Regions from separate parts of the Mus musculus genome. Here region 1 is linked to region 2. The links are chromatin loops, found by intact Hi-C in ENCODE. Cell type or tissue: heart. All regions are shown on one strand.

The links. Peaks named below come from ENCODE experiments on the same cell type or tissue, not always from the same donor. Only the 100,000 strongest peaks of a DNase experiment are listed, where the experiment ranks them.
Region 1: a loop joins it to region 2, with 3 times the contacts of the local background. A loop is called at or near these places in 2 of 42 quality-filtered maps.

What each region holds. Positions count from the first base shown.
Region 1 is chr6:3,182,553-3,185,052 of GRCm38, reverse strand. It overlaps LOC115490388 (a long non-coding RNA gene), which reads right to left and starts at 1,937. Exons shown (of 3, transcript XR_003956382.1): 1 at 1,415-1,937. In heart, a CTCF peak has its summit at 1,048 (motif pointing left); DNase peaks (open chromatin) are centred at 1,042 and 1,892; H3K4me3 peaks cover 994 bases.
Region 2 is chr6:3,344,676-3,347,175 of GRCm38, reverse strand. It overlaps Gm20559 (a long non-coding RNA gene), which reads left to right and starts at 1,035. Exons shown (of 4, transcript XR_003956390.1): 1 at 1,035-1,323. In heart, a CTCF peak has its summit at 971 (motif pointing right); a DNase peak (open chromatin) is centred at 1,095.

The sequences.
Region 1 (2,500 bases), 160 kb after region 2:
TTTGACCTCTATCTCCACTCTCATTAATATGGGTGGCCTATTTGCTCTTATTAATAGAAAAGGGGGAACTGTGGGAAGCCGCCCCCACATTCGCCGTCACAAGATGGCGCTGACATCCTGTGTTCTAAGTTGGTAAACAAATAATCTGCGCATGAGCCAAGGGTATTTACGACTACTTGTACTCTGTTTTTCCCGTGAACGTCAGCTCGGCCATGGGCTGCAGCCAATCAGGGAGTGATGCGTCCGAGGCAATTGTTGTTCTCTTTAAAGAGGAAAGGGGTTTCGTTTTCTCTCTCTCTTGCTTCTTACACTCTGGCCCCATAAGATGTAAGCAATAAAGCTTTGCCGTAGAAGATTCTGGTTGTTGTGTTCTTCCTGGCCGGTCGTGAGAACGCGTCGAATAACAGGCTGGAACATCTTTCCTCCACGGGTCTTCCCTCCAGGTTCCTTCTTCCTGCCCTGACTTTATTCAAACATGGATGTGACCTAAACATGTAAGCCAAACACACACCTTTTCTTCACTAGGCTGATGTTGGTCAAAGTGTTTTATCACAACAACAGAAAGGAAACTAGGACATGTATGTTTAAGAAGAAGTTAGAATAAGGCAAAAGTGAAATAGGTTATTAGGTTTCTTTGCAAGTTCAAAAAGATAGAACTGACTTATTCTTTCTTTGAAGTATTCTTCCATACCAAGTATAATATATAGCATATATTTAAATATACCCAGATGAACAATATCGAGGTTCAAAAACAAGTTTTCAAGTACATCTGTTTTTCTTCAAAGCTGGTACTGAATCCAGGACCTCACTGATGGGGAGCCAGCACTCTGCCAACTTACAATACCAGTAACAACAAAAAAACCTTCCAGTCAAGAAAACGAAAAGATAAAAACAAAATATCAATTCTAGTGGAGGGTAAAGCAGATGCTTCAAAGCAGAACATGATTATGATCAGCTGCTTCTAGCTGATAATTTTCAAAGTAGAAACTGTGGCCCAACAAATCTTTGAGTCTCACTTTCACCTAACTAGGGCACAGAGCGCCCCCTACTGGGAGTTCCTGACTGAATTCAAAAGCTCACTTTTAACATATACTAGAGGAGTTTAACACCAATGTTTGAAACTTTCAGGGATTTTACAACTCATCGACGTGAAGTTATTTGTTTCTTGGACCCATACAGATCATTTTCAACATATCCCATCAGAACCATCCTAGCCTCACCACAAACGTTAGGGTCTCCATATCTCTCTGTTTTCCCACTACCTCTCTGCAACATCCCATGATACCTCTATTCCCTTCCACCCTAGGTGAGTCTCCAAGTGGGTGCTGAGAATGAAACCCAGGTCCTCTGCAAGAACAGGTGCTCTTAACCTCGGAGCCAACTCTCCATCCGCCTCCCACACTAGGATCCGCACCTTCCAAATCCCACTGAGGGACTTCAACTCTGACCCCCTGAGCCTCCGCGAGTTCCCGGAGCTCGGCTGGGTGGGTGGGAATGTGGTGCGCTGGGTAGGTATAGATCCCTTTGCTCAGCGCCTGCCTGGAGGAGTTGGGAAACAGCACCCACAGCTCCTCCCTTCCCTGCCATGGCCTAGAGCGACTAGCTTGGGCACTGGCCACAGACAGAGTCTGGCAGTTGTAAACCCCACCCCAAGCTGACCACTGAACCCCGGGCTCTTCCTCTCAAACTTTGTTAAGTTTATCCCTCAGGTGTTGCACCACTCCCGAGCAACAAGCACCGGTCTCAGACTGCTGGCCCACGCAGGGGCTCCGCCTTCTGCGCTCTTAAATTCTGCCCTCGTCCTGTTGCTCCACACTCGGACTCCGCCTCTCATGCTCCAAGCCCCTCCCTCAATCTAATTGCTCTACACCTGGACTCCACTTTCTGTGCTCCTAAGCCCCGCCCTCAGCCCAATTACTACAGCCTTCATCGTTTCTAAGTTCCGCCCTCATAACTGTTGCTCCCCTCTGGGCTCCGCCTCTCGCGCACCAAGCCCCGCCCTCAGCCTATTTCTCCACATCCGGGCTCTGCCCTCTGGGCCCTTGAGCTTCGCCCTCAGCCTCTGGCTTCGCACCCTCCTCTCCCAGCGCTCACTGGTCCTTCCAGCAGTCCTCCGGTTGCATGCGACCAGCAGTGAACTTTACTGGGTAGGGTGGGAAGCCGGTGGCAGCCTTGATAACCCGGCACAGAAGCAGAGTCGCATTTCGGAGCGTCCACTTGTAACGCGGCTTCTCGCACACGGAGCCCGTAGTCCAGGGGAGAGGAGGCCAGGGCGGCCCTGGAGAGGTTGCAGGTGCAGGCGGATCGGCGGTGGAGACCCCGTCGGGCTCAGGAAGGCACTGCGAGCCGCACGGAGCTGAACCCCTTTCCCAGACAGTAGAGTCTCCCCTCCCCCTCGGGGACCTTTACCTGTCACCTCCTGAAGTGACCTTAGGCACCTTTTGTCTAGGGCACGCTGGCTGGGCCTCAGAACTTAGTGCTCTGGGCCATTGAGTTGTCC
Region 2 (2,500 bases):
GTTGCTCTATCTGTGCCCTCTGCAGAGATCTCGGGCAGCTGGAAGGTGCTCCTGAGGTGCAGGTCCTTCTCCTGGGACTTCCTAGATCCCAAAACCCATAAGAAACACATTTAAAAATATATGAATCACCTAGTCTGTGGTCTTCAGTTACAGCAACAGAACATATGATAAACTAATAGTAAATATAGTAAATAAATAAATAACTGGTACTCCCAGGGAGATCAGTTAAACAGACTCATAATTTGCCTTGAATCTGTAAATTACTGTTGATAAGATTGCCATTTTTACTATGCAAGCCCAATCTATGAGCATGGGAAAGCTCTCCATCTTCTGATATGTTCTTCAGTTTCCTTCTTCAAAGACTTGAAGTTCTTCTCAGGTGGGTCTTTCATTTGTTTGGCTAGAATTACACCACGATATTTTATATTACTTGGGTCTATTGTGAAGGGTGTTGTTTCCCTGATTTCTTTCTCAGCCCATTTATCATTTGTATAAAGGTGAACTACTGATTTTTTTTTTTTTACTTAATTTTGCATCCAGCAGTCACTTTGCTGAAGGTGTTTATCAGCTGTAGGAGTTCTTTTTGTATAGTTTTTAGGGTCACTTATGTATACCTCAACTGTGCAGCTTGGTCTTCATGTGGGTACTGAACAACTGGCAGGGGTAGGGTGGGGAGATGTCCTTTAATCTTGCCTGCCTGTGGATCCTGTTGCCCTAACCTTGCTGCTTTGTCTGGCTTCAGTGAGAGAGGATGCACCTAGCCCTGCAGAAACTTGATGTTGAGGGGGTTGGGGAGATATTCCACCCTTTCAGAAGAGAAGGGGAGGTGGAATTGTGGAGGAACTGTGGGGACTGGGGGGAATGGGATGAGGGATTTGATTGATTGGGATGTATAGTGAGTAAATAAATTAATTAATGGGTAAAAAAACCCTCAGACTTTAGGTCTTTGGGTTTTACCCAAACAAACCAGCAGGTGGCATTGTTGGCACTAAAGAGCAGAAAAAGAGAAAAAAAGCATTTCAGGAAGTCTCTTTTTATATCAGAATCGAAACTGGAAACTGAAGCAGAGGTGGTTTTCACTTCCTTACACTCTTGCCAGCATTAGCCACACCCTGGTGTCTCTCAGCCAGTTTAAGCTGGTGTTAAAGTAGACAAGCAGACTGGTTAAGACCACCAAGACTAAATGAAGTTGTTTGTCACAGACATCTTAGGAGGAAGAGAATACAGATACCAGACATTTTCTTTACTAAAATGGACAGTTTTTTTTTCTTTCTTTTTTTCCTTTTAAAAGATTTTTTATATAGAAGAAATCTGAAAATTTGGGTAAGTACAAAATTTCTTCTTTCCTATTATTGTTGTTGCTATTGGTGTCTACAGCAACAGTTTATGGAAGAGGGAAAAGTAAACTTTGAGGTCAGAATGTTTTAAGTATATTCTAAAACAAAGGTGGTAATTTTCTGAGCTTAAAATTTCTGGTCTGTGTGTTGTTGTAAATGGTACTGTGGCTATAACATAAACATTCCATTAAAAAAATGTTTTTGAAAATAAGGCACAGTTCTATTATTAGCCCTTAAAGAAAAGCAGCATCTTCAACAAGAAAAAAAAATTTTAATGTTCTATTAGTGCAAAACATAGTCCTCTAGTCACTGTTGTAATCAAGAGCCTGGGGACACCAGGCATCCAAATGGCCATCATGTGCTCACTCATGTGTTGGGAGGGACTGGGCAGCAGAGGTGGTTGGACAGCATAGCAAAACCAGGGAGTGAGTAGCTGAGGGTCAGAGCTGGAGAGTTGCATGTGAGTATATGAGGCTTTGCTTCTATGTAAGAGTAACGAGTGGGCAGTGGGATCAGGAGTTAGACATCTATAATATCAGTAAAGATGGTCCTTCCCTGCCTCCTTCCTCTTGCTCACGTGAGATCACGTGTTCAGAAGGAAATGGTGACAGACTGCTGGTGGCAGTACTCTGTCATTTACACATCTCTTTATCATGCCTGGGTCATTTCTGTTGAGTCCATAAACGTTTCCTCCAGGAAGATGTGGACAGAAGATGTGGAAATGGATGCTCTGGAGATCTGTTTTGCTTTTCAGCTTGCTAATTAAACAGAATTAGAAAACTGTGATGATGAAAGTGCTGCGAAGCTCACCGCTGGCTTGGACCAGGCCAAGGTGGGCTGCTGCACACAGAGACGTCAGCTCTTTCAATGCCTGTGTCATTCAGAATCTTCCCTTTCTGCTCTCACCAGTGCTAGATATGCTGGAATGTTATAAACTTACATCAAGTAGTATACCTACCTGGCCGTTGTTAGATATGAAGTTTAGACATGAAGAAACAGGCTCTATAGTGAATTGTGCACTTTTTCCAGGAAATAAAGAGTAGAAACTTTGTTTTAAAACAAGGCCAATCAAGTGATAAACGTTACTACAATAAGCTGTAAAGAACAAAAAGTGTTGGCATTGATCAGGCTTCTGGCATAGGAATTTTGATCATATGAAATAT